2 separate regions of the Homo sapiens genome follow, and region 1 is linked to region 2. A link is a loop called in an ENCODE intact Hi-C map of the cell type or tissue named here. Cell type or tissue: Caco-2. All regions are shown on one strand. Each heading gives the region's core, and the rest is flanking DNA. Links, peaks and the distances in the headings are about the cores only.

Region 1 (10,158 bases), core at 867-8,866, 370 kb before region 2:
GGCATAGTTTCCAGTCAGGGAAAACAACTGTAACAAAAGCATCTAAGCCCAAATATTTGAGTAGTTGCCTCTGTCAACACAATAGCTAACAGACTGACTTAGCACAAATAATCATGAATTGACTTAGTCTGTTTGGGCTGCTATAATAAAATATTAGGTTGGTGCAAATGTAATTGTGGTTTTTGCATTGTTGGAAATTGCGGTTTAATATTGGAATACATTCTTAAATAATATGGTTATGTTAGACATCATTTTAATGGGCCCTCGGTTTATTTTTATTATTTATTTATTTATTTTTGCTAATGTCTTATTACTTGCTGTTTATTTTAGGCTATAGAAATGATGTTACACAAAAAGCAAATTTGAGCGATTTTCTCATTCGAGTTCAAAATGGGTTGTAAAGCAACAGAGGCAACTCACAACACCAAAAATACATTTGGCCCAGGAACTGTTAACGAACGTGCAGTGTGGTGGTGGTCCAAGGAGACGAGAGACTTGAAGATGAGGAACTTAGTGGCTGGCCATCAGAAGTTGGCAACAACCAATTGAGAGCAATCATAGAAGCTGATCGCTTACAACTACACGAAAAGTTGCTGAAGAACTCAACGTCGACCATTCTACAGTCGTTTGGCATTTGAGGCAAATTGGAAAAGTGAAAAAGCTCTGTAAGTGGTTGCCTCATGAGCTGACCGAAAATTTTTAAATCGTCGTTTTGAAGTATTGTCTTATTTTACATAACAACAACAATGAACCATTCCTCAATTGGATTGTGACATGCAAAGAAAAGTGGATTTTATACAACAGCCAGCAACCACCAGCTCAGTGGTTGGATGGAGAAGAAGCTCCACAGCACTTCACAAAGCCAAATTTGCATCATAAAAAGGTCACGGTCACTGTTTGGTGGTCTGCTGCCTGTCTAATCCACTACAGCTTTCTGAATCCCAGCGAAACCATTACATCTGAGAAGTGTGCTCAGCAAATTGATGAGATGCACCAAAAACTGCAATGATGGCAGCCAGCACTGGTAAACAGAAAGGGCCCAGTTCTTCTCCATGACAATGCCCGACCACAGGTTGCACAACCAATGCTTCAAAAGTTGAACAGATTGGGCTACAAAGTTTTGTCTCATCCGCCATATTCACCTGACCTCTTGCCAACTGACTACCACTTCTTTAAGCATCTCGACAACTTTTTGCAGGGAAAATGCTTCCACAACCAGCAGGAGGCAGAAAATACTTTCCAAGAGTTCATCGAATCCCAAAGCATGGATTTTTATGCTACAGGAATAGACAAACTTATTTCTCTTTGGCAAAAATGTGTTGATTGTGAAACAGCTCCATTGTCTAGGGTATATACCCTAGCTCTTGGTCTCAGTAGAGAAGGAATTCAGGACACAGACACACAAGAGGAGTGGGTTTTGGAGCAGAAAGTTTAACAGAAAAAGAAGAAAAGAGAGAGAAAGCTTCCTCATGTTGAGAAAGCCCAAAAGAGGGTCTCCAAGAGGAAAAAAAAAAGGACTGCTGATGCGAATGCGCTGAGTTTTATAGTCCAGTTTGAGGAGGCAGTGTCTGATTTACATAGCTCTCACAGATTGGTTCAATCAGTTATGACGTCTACATAGTGCGTGGGAGAAGGGTCGCCCCACCCTAATCTTATTATGCAAATGGGTATTCCAGTTGATCGGTGCCATCTTGTCTGCTTCTTACTGTACACCAGTGGCTGACAGAAGGGGAGATGGAGCTGCCGTCTTGAACATGATTGGCACAACTGCTGGTATCTGTGTCTGCAGCTTAATTTTACAGGCTGCTCTTCATTAGAAAGGAAAATAATTTGGGGCTGCTTTTCATTAAAAAGAAAAGCCTTATTGGGGACTCCCATACCCTTACTATCTACCTAAGTAATTTCTTCTTAAATCCTATATCAATTGTAATGGTTCCTATTTTGATTAATAAAGATGTGTTTGAGCCTAGTTATAATGATTCAAAATTCATGGTCCAAAACCGCAATTACTTTTGCACCAGCCTAAAGTATTTTGCACCAACCAAAGTATTTTGTGTAATTTATAAAGAGTAGAAATTTATTGCTCACAGTCCTGGAGGCTGGGAGGTCCAAGATCAAGGCACCAGCAAATTTGCTTTCTGGTAAGAGCCTGTTCCTCATAGATAGTGCCTTCTATACGTCTTCACACATGGTGCAAGCAGCACAGCAGCTCTCTGGGGCCTCATTTATAAGGCCAGTAATGCCAGTCAGGAGGGCAGATCCTTCATGACCTAATCAACCCCAAGGACCTTTTAATATAATCACCTTGGTGATTAGATTTCAATATATGAATTTGGGGAGTGACACAAACGTTTAGTCCATAGCATAAATAAATCTATTTAAGTGAAATTTAGCATTCACTTAGCTAATGTTAGTCTAGTTGGTTCTCCTCCTTCTGAGCACACTGAGGGATTCCACTTCCCCCATTCTCTTTTGCTATTGAGACAGACCATGTGACTTATTCTGGCCAATGAATTGTGAGATAAAGTGATACATTTTATGATTACGTTATTTAATTGTCTGAGTGAGACCCTCCACTCTTTCTTCCCATGCCTGAAGTGATTATGGAAGCATGTATAGAGATTTCGGGTGCCACAAAATCAAAGCAACTGGCACCACTGAGTCACCACATGAAGGAAAGCTGCCTCAGAGTGTCACCTGGACTTGCAATGGATTTTATGAGAGCAAGAAATTAAATTTTGTTGTAGTCAGACAGTGAGATTTTTAGTGTTGCTACCACAGCATAACTAATACAGCATTCCTTGGCCAAAATGAATCTGTTAAATGGCCTAGCTGATGAAGAGACAGAATGGTGAACTAACAATCAACTGCTGGGTGCTTTCCATGTGCCCAGGAGAGTGTTAGGTGCAGGCACAATACATAGATGTCTACAACACAATCAAACTCTCACTGTCTCTATTTTCTTTGATTCTCTCCTTTCCAATAGGTAGAACTAAATGTTTCCTTTTAAGTGCTCCCATAACACTTTTCCCTCTCCTCTCCCCATCAACACTTCAGCATGGTGACTACAGTTAATAATAATAAGTTGTAATCTGGGTGTGGTGACACATGCCTGTAGTCCCAGCTACTTGGGAAGCTGAGATGGAAGGATCCCTTGAGCCCAGGAATTCAAGTCCAGCTTGAGCAACATAGTAAGACTTCGTTTCTACAACAAAAAATGTATTGTATACTTAAAATGTGCTAAGAGAATAAATCTTAAATGTTCTCACCACATATAAAAGAAGGGGTAAATATGTGAGGTGAAGAGTATGTTAATGAGCTTGATTGTGGTAATCATTTCACAATGTATACATATATCAAATAATCCCACTGTACATCTTAAATATATACAATTTTTATACAATTTTTATTTTGCAAAGAAGAAACATGGTCAAGGTTGCCAATTCCATAGTAGTAAAGACTTCAGTTTGTTTAAATACTACAGAGAAATATTAAAGAGTGGAAGGAGAGGTTGAGGATAGAGGGAAAGAGGGGAGAATGAAAGAAAGGGCTTAGGAAGGGATTCATTCAGTCGTTCAACATATGCTTAAGGAAGGACCACCATATTCCTTACACCATATAGGTTCTGAAAATGCAGTGATAATTAAAACCCAGAGTACAGATGGGGAGACTGGGTTTAGGAGTGACTTCCCTTCCTCTGTGCCAGGAAGAGAGGAGGCAAGGATCACGGCTGGGGTGGGTGGGTTTTTAATGGCATGAAGGCAGAAAGGTGAGGGACTTCCTGACTGAAAATGGCCATTTTCCCTGAAGAGTAGGAATCAAAGTCCTTTTTACTATGACTGAAGGTTAACAAGAGTAGAGAATGTTTCAAATAGTTCTTGTGGAGCATGAGGGTATATGGTGATTAATCTTATGTATCAACTTGTCTCAATTCTTCTCTGGGTCTCCAGCCTGTTGGTCTGTCCTACAGAATTTAGATTTTCCAGCCCCCACAGATTTTTAGACAATCTTTAAAATCCCTGACACACACACACACACACACACACACACACGCACACACACCCCTCCTATTGTTTCTGTATCTCTGGAGGACCCTGGACAGCATCCAAGGACTGAGTTGGAATTGGAGATCATGAATGTGTAGTGGCTGGCACCCATCCACATGGTGGCAGGATTTCCTCTTGCAGCACTCAGCAACTCTAGAGTAAGAAGGCACAAAGAAGGCAGGTGCAATCGAATTGACCCAGGGTTAGAGTTTTTCTGGAAAGTGGAATGGAAGTATAACGGGGATAGAGTCATTGAATAATGTACCACAGGTCTAGTCTAGATCAGGAAAGAATTAAAGACAGATAAGGGTTAATTGACTAGAACAACATGGAAGGGCCAGGGAACTGAAATCTGGTGAATTTTAAAAAACAAACCAAAACAACAAGAAGCAGGTATGTTATGGGTTGAGGTGTTCTTCTCCACCCCATCCCCCCAAAAAAGATATATTAAAGTCCTAATTCCCAGGCACATTCTCAGAGTGTGACCTTATTTGAAAATAGGGTTTTTACAGTGATAATCCATAAAGAGGTCATTAGTATGGGCCCTAATCCAATATGATTTTATAATATATGTCCTTATAAAAAGGGGAAATTTGGACACAGACAGATATGCAACAGAGAGAAGATGATGTGACTGACACACAGGGAGAATACTATGTGAAGACAAAGGATTGGAGTGATGCATGTACAAGCCACAGAATGCCAAAATTGCCAGCCAACCACCAAAAGCTAAAACAGCGGCAAGGAAGAATTTCCCTTAGGGGTTTCAGAGGGAATGCAATCCTGCTGACACTTTCAGACTTCTAGCCTTCAGAATTGTGAGACAATACTTTTATGTTATTTTAAGCCACCTACTTTGTGGTATTTTGTAACAGAAGCCCTAGAAAACTAATCCAAGGTATATGGAGAGTAAGGCTGTCAAAGAGCCTGAAGGATACGAGTTGATAAGAGAGTAGACTCTAATTGAGTCCAGACCCCTGAAGCCAGTTAGGAAATCTTGAAGGGGTATACAGAATCATCAGTTCCCCCTGGAGTTTCTGAAAAACCCAGATTTGTAGAGAGTGATGCTAAGTAACTAGGGGGTTTTATTGGAGTCACTGGACCCTTTCTTAAACCAAATCTTACAGTGGTCCTAGGGCGCCCCAGAGCAAACCAGGGAATCAGAATATAGAATCCTCCCAATGTAACTGTTTTGAGATCGAATGAGCACTGTGTTGTTTTTGCTAAACATTGCTACAAAGCCACTTTGTGTGAAACCAAAATGGCAAACAGACTTGTGGTTCACCATAGGGTGACTTCCTTTGGCCATCGCTAGGCAACAAATCAGGATGGATCCAAATGTGGCCAATTACATGCTCTCCAGAAAAAGACTCTTTAGAAAGCAAGCCTAAAAGTCCCATACAATACCATAGCTACAGCAGAAATCCTTTACTTTGCAAAAATCACTTTCATCTTTTGGGATTTCTTCAAAATAAAGGCAAAAACTTTATGCTGCACATTGGATTATAAGTGTAGTTAAGACACCCATTATTATATGAGAACTGTCTGGTTTTGCTTTATAAAGCTAGAGTGGCAGATGACCCATTTCACGGACCTACTTTTAGTCTAAATAGAAAATGTCAACTAAAACCACCTTTGGTAGCCTTTGAAAATCTATGTATTAAAGAAAAATATTACTTTAAGTTTCCTCATACTCAACAGCATATGTCCATGGACATTGACTCCAAAGATAAATAGGGCACAGTTCCTTCTCTCAATGGTATGTGCTACAATCTAGTTACGAAAACAGTACATGTACATAAAAACATAATAATACATGGTAGCATAGGGATTATCTCATTTAATTCTCACAACAATCCTATGAAGGAGGTGCTATTTTTATTGTCATTTTAGAGATGTGGAAACCAAGAAACAGAGAGGTTAATTAAATTTCCTAAGACAACAAAGCTATCAAGCAGTACAGCAAGTATTTGAGTCCAGGTAGTCTGGTTCTAGAGACAATGCTCTTAAGACTGCAATAGAGTAAAAAAGAATGACTCCTTGAATAGCAGCCTCCCAGGTGTTCAAAATCTTGAAGTATTACCAGAAGAGGGACATTTGAGAGAGAAAAGCCTTTTGAACATAATTTCACATTCAGTTCCACAGTAACTACATAATATAGGTAGCTTTTTGAAAGTACACTATGTTATTATAGAAGATCAGCCAGTACCAATCAATTATTATAAAGTTCTTCAGACATACGTTAGCGTAATGAAGGCTCTAGTTCACCTATTCCTCAGTGGAGACTCTTCTCTCTGGCTTCTTAATAATCTCCATCATCATCCTCTGACTCCACTGTGGTGGTCTTCCATCTGGCCAGTTGAGAAAACATTACTAATAAGGGACATAAACCCTTACATTTGTATTTAAAGGACAATAGCTATTATGTATTTAGCACTATCATCTATCAGCCTCTTTGTATCTATTTTCTGAATCTTCATCAAAAACGTATGGAATTAGTATTATATGTACCTCCATTTGACATCTGAGGAAACCGAGTTGTAAACAGGCCAAAGTACCCAAGATCACGTAGCTAGCAAGTGGTGGCTAGGACTTGAGCCAGGTCTGACTGACTGCAAAACCAGCTCTCTTAAACACCTCACTCTAATGAGTTCCATATAATATCAAATGAAGAAATTAAATCTACATATCAATTGACTATGCTGTTTTATATTCCTAATAACTTTTATATGCCCATTCTGGATATATCTTCCTAGCTTATTTTGACTGGCATTGCTTTAGGACTCACTGTCATTAATCTATGCAGAGAAACTAGAGTTCTTCTATTTCTATGTTGTATGGCAAATTCTTCTAATTTAGGCTAACTCATTCAATTCATTCATTTTTTCTATTTAGAATGTGTATGTGCATACATGTGTGCACATTCATGTGTGTGCACGTGAATGTATGTGTGTGTATTAAGCAACTCTTCAGCTCAGGACATCCATCAAATAAAGGACCTTGCCAAAACAGCTTTGTGTTTCTAGATGCTATTACTCTGAAAGAACAGTTGAACACACACACACACACACACAAGCTTGTATCAAGTCAGCAGAATTACGCACACACAAAAAACTTGTATCAAGTCAGCAGAATTATTCCTAACTTAAGGCCAGTTGGGGAGGTGATTTTAGGAGTTCTTCCATGTTGGAACTCATGGAATGGAGGGTGCAGAGGCTTGGAGAGGGAATAAGTCCCTCACACCAAAAATAAAAATTACCTGAGGTTCATGAAGTGAGGCTGTAAAGTGGTGAGATCGGCTTCCCTAGCAGCCACATTCAATTACCCTAATCTGTGACTATTTTCAAGACTTGATTTAAATTTTAACTTGATTTTATCTGAATTTGAAAAATAGACTGCAATAATCTGTTTATTTATTATAAATGTATTCTGAGGTGATTTTCCAAGGCTTCTGTTGATGATCATTTAAAATTTACTATCATCATCTAGTCTTTTCCAACTCTACCACCTCCAACCTAGCCCAGGCCCTCATTTCTCCTGCCCAAATGATCACTAGCTGGCCTGGATAACCACAGTGATACCTGCCTTCTATCCATCCTACATACTGATACCAGAATAATGATCCTTCAACATCACACACACCACTCACTCCCCTGTACTAAGCTTTTCAATGACTCCATGGATTTCCAATAGCAGAAAGTGTAAACTCATCTGTTAGCCTTTCAAGACCCTCCCTTCAGGCCTCATCCTGGCACCCACTCATCCTTAATTCCCACAACTCCTAGCATGCTTCTGCATCTTCTATTCTAGTCAGGCCTATTCAATCTCTGTCCCGTGAACACAGCATGCTCTTTTATTTACATATTGTCGTATTACAACAAAGTGCTGTATTGATTTCGTTTGAAAACATACTGTAGGTACAAGATCCTACTCTATGCCATGATCTTGGTGAGATGCTAGATCACAAAGGTGAACAAGGTAGTCCATAGCTGTCTGGTGAAAGTGACAGGCAACTGAACAGGCAATCATTTTGCAGCATGATAAGTGGTATATGAAGGAGGTCCAGAGATCTGTGGGAGCTCAGAGGAAAGGAACTTAACCCAGACTTTAGAGAGCAGGGAAGGACTTAAGAAGAAGTGATGCTATAATTTTAATGCATAAAACATGAGTAAGAGTTAGTTAGACAAGGAGTTTGAGAGGGGAAGTGACATTCCAAGCAGAAAAGAGCAGCATTGACAAAGGCCTGGAAGAGATCCTGATCCGTTCATGGAACGGATCCCCAGATTCATGGTCCTGATCCCCAGAACTTATTCACCTTATAAACTTGGTACTCTTTGAACAACATCTCCCCATTTCTCCCACCTGGCAGTCTCTGATAATTACTGTTCTAGTCTCTGTTTTTATGAGTTTGACTTTTTTAGATTCTGCACATAAATGAGATCATGCAGTATTTGCCTTTCTGTGTTTGGCTTATTTAGCTTAGCATAATGTCCTTCAGATCTACCTATGTTGTTTCAGATCCAGGATTTCTCCTCTTTAAGGCTGAATAGTTTTCCATTGTCTATGTGCACTACATTTTCTTTATCCATTCATCCATCGATGGGCACTTAAGTTGATTCCATATCTTGGCTATTGTGAATAGTGCTGCAATGAACATTAAATGAAAAAAATGAAAGTTAAAGACAGAACACCACACTTAAAAAGTCAATATTTTATATACTTTTAAAATTAGAAATAGTCATAAGCAATTCTGTATAATTTCCATCTACCATCCTTCACTCATTAGAGCATTTTCAGAAATGATTTCTTCCTGTTTTATCTTTATTGTGTCATTTATTTTAAAAGTTACACTCATAATAATTTAATTGTATAGAAGTGTTATAAAGTAAAAAGCAAGTCTCAAATCTCACTCCACACTCAGAGATAACCATTACTAATGGAAGGACATTTGGACTTTTTACATTTTGACTTTTTTTTGTGGAGGAGGAATCCTTTTTCAGCCTGATGGTTTTCACAGCCATGATTTTGAGGATGCTGGATTTTAAGGATTCTGTGAAGCTGGGGAGAAAGGAATGGGGATAGTTCAAGTTAAAAAGTCATAAGCCTTGCTGCTCTTACTGAGACTCAGCAGCTTTTGTTTAATAAAAGCTTCTCAGATTCTTGCAAACCTTTGTTTAATTTCCAGAGTTCTAAAAAAGTTGATTGTGACAATTTTTGCCAGTATTTGCATTTTTTTAAGGAGGAACAAGTTTATGGAGGGTTTCACCCTGCCATTCCAGACTTTCCACCACTATGCAAACTTTTTGCATTTCTCTCTTTCAAAAAATATGTTTGCTTTCATCTTCTGCCAATTTCTGGCCCTTCTGCCATGAAAAGAAAGGGAAAGTTTGTGAAACTGAGATACAAGGAAATTATAGCTTTGGAGTCAGATTGACCCAGATGTGGATCCTATCTCCACCACTCACTCGGATTGTGATCATGGGCAGGTAGATGATATTCCTGAGTCTCCATCTCCTAATTGGTAAATAGTAGTAATAATACTCACCACAACCTATCTGTCAAAATCAAAGGAAAGCTTTTGGTACAAGTCCTAGCAGATAACAAATATCTAACATATGTTTTAAGTATCTTAGTTGCGTGTACCGAGCATCTTTTGGGATTGAATTGCAATATATGTATATATTATCTATATATGATATATATACTATTATATATATTATGTATATATACATTTTACTTGTCAGTGTCAGCTTTGAGCACCCAAACTTTTAATACTTCTTTCATAGGAATTTAAAGAATTACATGTGACCTCTGCTTCTTAAACTAAGTACCCTGAAAATAATGTACCCTTTCCTGATGACTGAAGATCATCCTTATATAAATATTAATTGTTCATACTAGTACTATTGCTAATTTATACGAATTCAATATGTAATATTAATTGTTATCAATTATTACTTTTATATCATTAATTTCCACTTATTATGCTTTTAGAGTAACGAATGTGATGGTCACAGTTCATTCCTTCACTATATGGTTCCAGCCTATGGTTTTGATAACTTTTCTGCTCCCTTATTTTATCTACAGTCATTCTGGGAAGAATTTCAGTTGT
Region 2 (10,158 bases), core at 1,221-9,220:
GCTGTAGGAGAGGGAGAGAAGATTTGGCCAAAATTCCTCTGAAGAGATTTTTCTCAGGAGATCTTAGTGGCGGCCAAATGTAACCTTCTCGGGACGGGGAAGGGGGTGGGAATCTGGATGCAGCTGACTCACAGGAATCAGAGGCTGACTGGAGACCATGCACACAGTGTCAGGAGACACTCTCTTCTTCTACTCTTTCATTTCTAGCTGCTGCCTCTCATTGCTCAAATCACTAACCAGACAGCCAGGAAGCCAAGGTGATGTCTTCCATGGTATCAGCCTTCTGGAACACACAGCCCTGCAGAGAAGCATATATCTAGTTGGACAAACTGAGAAGAATCAAATCAATTCACCACTTTTTTCTACTTCCATTACTGTTCCACCACTGTTGCTTTAATCAGAGGAATAAAACCCTTGCCCAACACATGGTAGCATACACAGTGTTGTGAGCCATCTTATCATAACAGATGAGGTCAATTTGATTATAATACCATGTGGAACCTAAGTTGTAACTCTAATGGTTACAAGAAAGTTTCCTACACATTCACATTGACTGGGTGAAGGGAAAGTCACCTTGGCAGGGGATAGATGAAGATGGCAGAATAGAAACCTACACCACTCATCCCATCTCCCTTCACTGGAACACCAGATTTTAACGACTATCTGCACACAAAAAACACTGCCACAAGAACCAAGAATTAGGTGAGCAATCACATCACCTGGTTTTAACTTCATATCACTGAAAGAGGCATTGCACAGGGCAAGAGAGGTAGTCTGGAACCACCAATGCTACCCCTCCTCCATCCACCAGCGTGGAGAGTCTGTGCACTTTGGGGAGGGAGAGTGCAGCAAGTGGGGGACTTTACCTTGAACTCAATGCTGCCCTATCACAGCTGAAAACAAATCCATGCAGGGTGCAGCCAGTGCCCACACATATTATTATATATTATATATAATAATAATATATATTAATAGATTATATATTAATAGATTAGATTGTATATAATAATATATATTAATAGATGATTATATGGTAATATAGTAATAGATTGTATATAATAATATATATTAATAGATTATATAGTAATAGATGATTGTATATAATAATATATATTAATAGATTATATAGTAATAGATTGTATATAATAATATATATTAATAGATATACATTATATAGTAATAGATATTGTATATAATAATATATATTAATAGATTATATAGTAATAGATATTGTATATAATAATATATATTAATAGATTATATAGTAATAGATATTGTATATAATAATATATAAATAGATTATATAGTAATAGATATTGTATATAATAATATATATTAATAGATTATATAGTAATAGATGATTGTATATAATAATATATAAATAGATTATATAGTAATAGACATTGTATATAATAATATATATTAATAGATTATATAGTAACATGATTGTATATAATAATATATATGAATACATTATATAGTAATAGATTGTATATAATAAAATATATGAATACATTATATAGTAATAGGTTGTATATAATAATATATATGAATACATTATATAGTAATAGGTTGTATATAATAATATATATGAATACATTATATAGTAATAGGTTGTATATTATATTATATATGAATACATTATATAGTAATAGGTTGTATATTATATTATATATGAATACATTATATAGTAATAGGTTGTATATTATATTATATATGAATACATTATATAGTAATAGGTTGTATATTATATTATATATGAATACATTATATAGTAATAGGTTGTATATTATATTATATATGAATACATTATATAGTAATAGGTTGTATATTATATTATATATGAATACATTATATAGTAATAGGTTGTATATTATATTATATATGAATACCTTATATAGTAATAGGTTGTATATTATATTATATATGAATACATTATATAGTAACAGGTTGTATATTATATATGAATACATTATATAGTAACAGATTGTATATTATATATTAATACTTATATAGTAATAGATTGTATATTATATATAATAATATATTATATAATAATATATATTTCATATATATATATGTATAATCTCCAAGAAGGGCTGAAGCAAAGACCTCATCAACAATCACTAGGGAGAATCTATCTCAGTGCCTTTGCAATAACTGTTCCCTCCACATGGATTTCCTCTGGCTTTTTTCCCTATGGTTGTTTCCTTCATATCAGCAACTTGAGGGCAAGGGTTTTATTGTTGTTGTTGTTCTCTGTCATGCCTACAAGCCCTAGAAAAACTCCTGTCTGATAGTCAGTACTCAATAATATTTGAAGAATAATTGAATGAGAGAAAGGTAAGGTAGGGGGCAATTCCAGGAGATCTAGCGAAAGAGTCTGGTTTCAAGGTGAGTCAGACCAAATCAGAATATTTCACTTCCCTCTTTCTAAACACTATTTGTCCTTACTTATGATAATGTTATGAATGGCTCTAAACAGAAGGGGTATTTCTCAGAAGACACGAGATCTCATTTCAACTCTGCCTCTTCCTGGTTTTGTGACCTGTTGACAGGGCTCAGGCTGTGGCAATAACTTGTAGGTGAATCACTTGATAATTTAGGGTTTGTGTAGTAAAATGGTGTTCTTAAAGCTACAAAAGCTCTTCTGCCAATGAATATTTTACTAATGTTTAGACAAACATTTCTCCAAACTTATAATAGCATTAGTTGCTTTAGATGACATATATTATTAAGTATATTATTCATTATGATTTAATGGATGAGAGAAGTTCCCAACCAGCAGAAAAAGAAAATAAACCATTAATGAATTAATAAATGTAGTTATATCTTACCATTTCTTCCTCCATTCTTTGTCTTTTATGCCTAAATTTTGGAGGAGGGAGGAGTTAACCTCTCTCTCTCTCTCTCTCTTTTCTCCCTCTATCTCCCCATAGTTTTAGTCATACTGGGCCCACAAATTTTTATCCATTTTTTCCCTTAACATTAAATCACCAGCAATTTCTCATACTTTACAAAAGGACATTTAAATGGCTTTGTAATTAACCTTCAAGTAGATGAATTGATATTTCTTGAACCATTCTCCACTACATGGTTGTGCAGGTTATTTTCAACTCACTGCTCTTATAAGTGACTCCAGTTAATTTCCTAGTATATGTTCCTATAGTGCTCTGTACTTTTCCTCCACGGCACTTTTCACAACTTGAAATAATCATCTTTTTCATGTGTATCTTTTAAATAATCAGCTCCATGAGGGCAGGGACCACATTTGTTTGGTTCCTCAGTGTCCTCAACAAAACACATAGCACAGTGCCTAGTGCATAGCAGATACTCAATAAATATTTGTTGAATAAATGAATGAATAAATAAATGAATAAGTGAATGAATGAAAGGCATGTTGTCTTAGTCAACTCCATCTGTCATAACAATATGCCATAGAATGGGTGTCTTAAACAACAGAAATTTATTTTCACAGCATTATGGAGGCTAGAAGTCCAAGATCAAGGCGCCAGCATGGTTGGTTTTAAGAAATCTGGTTGTTTGAAAGTGTGTAGCACTTCCCCCCTCATGCTCTCTCTCTCCTGCCAGGCATGTGAAAATGTGCCTGCTTCCCCTTCATCTTTCGCCATGATTGTAAGTTTCCTGAGGCCTCACCAGAAGCAGAAGCCTGTACAGCCCACAGAACCATGATCCAATTAAACATCTTTTCTTTATAAATTACTCAGTTTCAGATAGTTCTTTATAGCAGTGCGAGAATGGACTAATACAGGTGCCAAACACTATGGCTGGTTCTCGGCCCCAGACGGTGCCTGGGGAAGGTGAGTGAAGGGACTTTGGGACTGCCCACTCTCGCCACAGAACTCTGGGATCCTAGCTGCAGGGGACCCCACCCTCTGTGGATGTTTGGGCTGGAAGGGGAATCTCTCTGGAGATTAGACAGAGAGGGAGCTACAGCGGGTGCAAAGCTGGGGACCTATGAGCATGGGACAGCTCCAGTGGAGCCTGGCCATAAGCATCCACCCCCAAGGGCTGCTCACCTCTTTTGGAGAGGCTCTGGTCTCAGCTAACTACTAGGAAGAATGCAGGGCCTGCTACCCCATGGGACTGGGGCATGTCTGTCCTGCAGACTTATCTGCCCACAAGCCCCTCACAGTGCCCTCACAGGGCCCCTGACTGGCCACCCCACAGAAATGTGTACACAGTGCAGCCTCAGCTGCCTGGCCTGGGTGCTTTGCTCCACCTGAGTGTGTTCTGGCAGGCTGGGAGTCCTTTGGATCTGCCAGTGCACCTGGAACCCAACCCCAAGGATCTGGAGGAGGGAGCTATGAGCAGGTCCTGGTGCACCAAGGCTGCAGCCCACAGCTCAGGAGTGCTGAGCTGGGGTCTGTGCTTAGTACTTGAGTAGAGGAGGAGCCCACACTCTCAGAAAACTGAAAGAGGTGAGTTGTAAAGGTTTGCTGGCTGGTGTGGGGCCTAGGGATGCCTCCCTCCACAGGGCTTGTCTGGTAAGGATGTGGCCTATCTCCCTTCCAGGCCTTCCCCCAAGGGAGACCTGTAGCCCAAAAGACCTAACAACGACAGCAACAAAATTACGAGCACAGTGCTAGTAATCAGAGGTGGCTCCCCCAAGGCCCAGGAGTGGACTTGGTGAGGAGGTCACCCACCTCTCTCCCCCAGCACCACAGTATAAAGCTGCAAATGCAAGGATACACAAGAGTCATGTGGCTAAGAGCCTGTCTACTGCCCATTGCTCTCAAGTGCCATCTACTGGATCGCAGCCCAAACTACAACAAAAAACTACTGATTGTCCCGCTACTGAGAAACCAAGGGCAAGAATTCAACAAAAAACAAATGTTCTGTACAGAGCCTTAGACCTCTGGGAACCTCGAGAAATAAAGCCAGATGACTATATTTAACTTACACCACAGTTGAAGGAACACCAGCCTTCCCAGATGAGAAATAATCAATCAGCACAAGAACACTGGCAATTCAAAAAGGCACAGTGTCCGCTTACCTCTAAAGGAACTTACTAGCTCCCCAGCAATGGTTCTTAACCGGTCTGAAATGTCTGAAATAACATACATGGAATTCAGTATCTGGATGGCAGGGAAGCTCACCGAGATCCAGGAGAAAACTGAAACTCAATCCAAGGAAGCCAAACAATCTAGTAAAATGATCCAAGAGCTGAATGATGAAATAGCCATTCTAAGAAAGACCCAAACTGAACTCCTTGAGCTGAAAAATTCACGACAAGAAGTTCATAATATAATCAAAAGTATTAACAGCAGAATAGACCAAGCTGAGGAAAGATTCTCTGAGCTTGAAAGCTGGTTCATCAAATCAACTCAGTCAGACAAAAATAAAGAAAATTAATTAGAAAAAAAGAACAAAACCTCTGGGAAATATAGAATTATGTAAAGAGACCAAATGTATGACTCACTGGCATTTCTGAAAGAGAAGGAGAGAGAATAAGCAACTTGGAAAATATATTTGAGGATATAGTCCACAAAAATTTCCCTAATCTTGCTAGAGAGGTTGATATACAAATACAAGAAATACAGAGAACCCCAGTCAGATACTATACAAAAAAACCATCCTCAAGGCACATAGTCATCGGATTCACCAAGGTCAATGCAAATAATTTTTTTTTTTTGAGACACGGTCTTGCTCTGTTGCCCAAGCTGGAAGTGCAGTGGCACAATCATGGCTCATTGCAGCCTCAGCCTAACAGGATCATTCGATTCTCCCATCTCAGCCTTCAGAGTAGCTGGGATGACAGGCATATCCCAACATGCCCAGCTAGTTTGTACATTTTTTGTAGAGGCAGGGTTTAACCATGTTGCCCAGGCTGGTCTTTAACCCCTCGGCTCAAGTGATCCACCCATCTCAGCCTCCCAAAGTGCTAAGATTACAGGTTAGAGCCACTGTGCTCAGCCAGATAAAACATCTTAAAGGCAGCTAGAAAGAAGGGGCAGGCCTGGGTGCAGTGGCTCACACCTGTAATCCCAGCACTTTGGGAAGCCGAGGCGGGTGGATCACTTGAGGTCAGGAGTTAGAGACCAGCCTGGCCAACATGGTGAAACCCAGTCTCTACTAAAAATACAAAAATTAGCCAGGTGTGGTGGTGGGCACCTGTAATCCCAGCTACTCAGGAGGCTAAGGCAAGAGAATCACTTGAATCCAGGAGGCAGAGGTTGCAGTGAGCCAAGATCGTGCCATTGCACTCCAGCCTGTGACAGAGCAAGACTCCGTCTCAAAAAAAAAAAAAAAAAGAAAAGAGAAAAGAAAAGAAAAGAAAGAAAGAAAGAAAAAGAAAAGAAGGGCAGGTCACTTACATAGGGAATCCCATCAGGCTAGCAGCATACCTCTCAGCAGAAACCTTACAATAGAAGAAATTGTGGACCTATTTTCAGCATCCTTAAAGAAAAGAAATTCCAACCAAGAATTTCATATCCCACCAAACTAAGCTTCACAAATGAAGGAGAAATAAAATCCTTCTCATACAAGCAAATGCTGAAGGAATAGTGTACACCTAGACCAATCTTACAAGAGATCCTTAATAAAGTGCTAAATATGGATTCAAAAGAACAACACCTGCTACCACAAAAGCACACTTAAATCATGTAGCCCACAGGCACTGTAAAGCAATTATGCAATCAAGTCTACATAACAACCAGCTAACATTACAATGTTAGGATCAAAATCCAACATATCAGTTTGAAACTTGTATGTAAATGGCTTAAAAGATACAGAGTGGCAGGCTGGATAAAAAGACAAGACCCAACCATCTGTTGTCTTCAAGAGACACATCTCACATGTAATGACACCTACAGGCTCAAAGTAAGAAGGTGGAGTAAGATCAACCATGCAAATGGAAAACAAAAAAGGGTAGGAGTTGCTACTCTTATGTCAGATAAACAGATTTTAAACCATTAAAGATTAAGGATAATGAAGGTCATCACATAATGATAAAGAGTATAATCAAACCAGAAGCCTTAACTATCCTAAATATACATGCACCAACATTGGATATATATGTTGGAGATATATATATATATATGTGTGTGTGTGTGTGTGTCTGTGTGTGTGTGTGTATATGTGTGTGTGTGTGTGTGTGTGTGTATATATATATATATGTCCTAAATATACCTGCACCCAGATTCATAAAACAAGTTCTTCTTGGCCTCTGAAAAAATGTAGACAACCATACAACAATAGTGGGAAACCTTAACACCCCACTGATAGTGTTAGACACATATCAAGGCAGAAAAAAAAAAAAACTCTTGACGTAACCTTGACACTTGATCAACTGGACCTAATAAACATCTACAGAACACTCCACCCAACAACCACAGAATGTACATTCTTCTCGTTTGCACATGGAACATATTCTAAGATCGACCACATTCTTGGTCATAAAACCAAGTCTCAATAAATTCAAAAAATCAAAACCATACCAACCAAACTCTTGGACCACAGTGCAATAAAAATATAAATTTATATCAAGAATATCTCTCAAAACTACAAAAATACATGTAAATTAAATAACTTACTCTTGAATAAATCCCTGGTGAACATCAAAATTAATGAAGAAATTTAAAAATTATTTGAAATTAATGAAAATTGGGACACATCAAAAATTTCTGGTATGCAACCAAACCAGTGTTAATAAGAGGAAACTTTATAGCCCTAAATGCTAGAAGTTAGAAGAATCTCAAATTAACAATCTAACTTTGCACCTAAAGGAACTTGAAAAAAAAAAACCCAAAGCTAGCAGAAGACAAGAAATAACTAAAGTTAGAGAAGCACTTAATGAAATGCAAAAATACATACAAAAGATCAATGAAACCAAGAGTTGGTTATTTGAAAAACGAAATAAGATTGATAGATCACCAGCTATATTAACAAAGACAAAGAAAGAGAAGATCCAAATAAGTACAATCGGAAATGACAAAGGCAATATTACAACTGATCTCACAGAAACACAAAAGATCCTGAGAGATGACTATGAACAACTCTCTGGATACAAACTAAAAATTTACAGGAAATGGATAAATTCCTAGAAGCACACAATCTCCCAAGAATGAATCACGAAGAGATTGAAACCCTGAATAGACCAATATCAACTTCTGAAATTGAATCAGTCATAAAGAATCTACCAACCAAAAGAAGCCCTGGACCAGATGGATTCATAACCAAATTCTATGAGATGTGCAATGAATAACTAATATCAATCCTAGTGAAACTATTCCAAAAAAAATCAAGGAGGAGGGGTTCCTCTCTAACTCATTCCATTAAGCCAACATCAGCCTAATACCAAAATCTGGCAGAGACACAATGAAAAAAGAAAACTTCAGACCAATATCCCTCATGAGCATAGATGCAATAATCCTCAACAAAATATTAACAAACCAAATCTAGCAGCATATCAAAAAGTTAATACACCATGATCAGGTAGGCTTCATTCCTGAGATGCATGACTGGTTCAACATATGCAAATCAATCAACAAGGTTCACCACATAAACAGAATGAAAAGGAAAATCATATGAACATCTCAATAGATGTACAAAAAGTTTTCAATAAAATCCAGCTTCCCTTCATGATGAAAACCTTCAACATACTAAGCATTGAAGGAACAAACTTCAGAATAATAAGGTTCTATGGCAAACCCACAGCCAGGTTCATACTGAGTGGGCAAAAGCTCAAACCATTCTCCTTGGTAACTGGAACAAGACAAGGATGCCCACTCCCACCACCCCTTTTCAACATAGTACTGGAAGTCTTAGCTAGAGCAATCAGGCAAGAAAAAGAAATAAAAGGCATCCAAATAGCAAAAGAAGAAGTCAAACTATCTCTCTTCACTGACTATATGATTCTGTACCTAGAAACCCCTAAAGACTGTGCCAAAAGGATCCTAGAACTGATAAATCACTTTAGTAATGTTTCAGGATACAAAATCATTGTACAAAACTCAGGAGCATTTCTACACACCTGCAATATCCAGGCTGAGAGTGAAATCAAGAACATAACCCACTTACAATAGCTACAAAGAAAATGAAATACCTAAGAATACAGCTAACCAAGGAGGTGAAAGATCTCTGCAAGGACAACTACAAAACAATGATGAAAGAAATCAGAGATGACATAAATAAATTTTTAAAAATTCCATGCTAATGGGTAGGAAGAACTAATATAGAAATGGCCATACTGCCCAAAGCAATTTACAGGTTCAATGCTATTCATATCAAACTGCCAACATCATTCTTCACAGAATTAGAAAAAAAAACTATTCCAAAATTCACATGAAGCCAAAAAGGAGCCTGAATAGCCAATGCAATCCTAGGAAAAAAGTACAAAGCTGGAGGCATCATACTACCCAACTTCAAATTATATTATATACCCACAGAAATCAAAACAGCTTTTTGTACTGGTACAAAAACAGACACATACAGCAATGGAACAGAATAGAAAATTTGGAAATAAGGCCACACATCTACAACCATCTGATCTTCGACAAGGCCGAGAAAAACCAGCAATAGGGAAAGGGCTCCCTATTCAATAAATGGTACTGGGATAGCTGGCTAGTCATATGTAGAAGACTAAAGCTGGAACCCTACCTTTCACTATATATAAAATTTCACTCAAAATCAATTAAAGAGTTAAATGTAAGACCTCAAACTCTAAAAATCCTGGAAGACAGCCTAAAAAATACTCTTCTCAACATCAGCCTTGGCAAAGAATTTTTGACTAAGTCCCCAAAAGCAATTGCAACAAAAACAAAAACGGACAAATAAGACCTAATTAAACTAAAGAGCTTCTACACAGCAAAAGAAACTGTCAATAGAGAAAAAAAAAACACAGATAACATGCATAATGGGATAACATATTCACAAACTATGCATCCAAGAAAGGCCTAATATCTAGAATCTATAGTGAACTTAAATTGACAAGAAAAAACAAATAACTCCATTAAAAATGGGCAAAGGATATGCACAGACACTTCTCAAAAGAAGACATACAGGTGGCCAACAAATATTATAAAATGCTCAATATCACGAATCATCAGAGAAATGGAAATCAAAACCACAGTGATATACCATCTCACACCAGTCACAATGGCTATTACTAAAAAGTCAAAAAATGACAGATGCTGG

The links. Peaks named below come from ENCODE experiments on the same cell type or tissue, not always from the same donor. Only the 100,000 strongest peaks of a DNase experiment are listed, where the experiment ranks them.
Region 1: it touches region 2 in a loop (5-fold over the local background); 2 of 110 quality-filtered maps call a loop at or near these places.

What each region holds. Positions count from the first base shown.
Region 1 is chrX:135,471,749-135,481,906 of GRCh38, reverse strand. No RefSeq gene overlaps it. Among named protein-coding and RNA genes, the nearest start is that of INTS6L, 44 kb to the left of the region's middle. In Caco-2, for the core only: no CTCF peak of the experiment used is centred there; a DNase peak (open chromatin) is centred at 4,146.
Region 2 is chrX:135,106,901-135,117,058 of GRCh38, reverse strand. No RefSeq gene overlaps it. Among named protein-coding and RNA genes, the nearest start is that of ETDB, 8.5 kb to the left of the region's middle. In Caco-2, for the core only: a CTCF peak has its summit at 4,751 (motif pointing left); no DNase peak of the experiment used is centred there.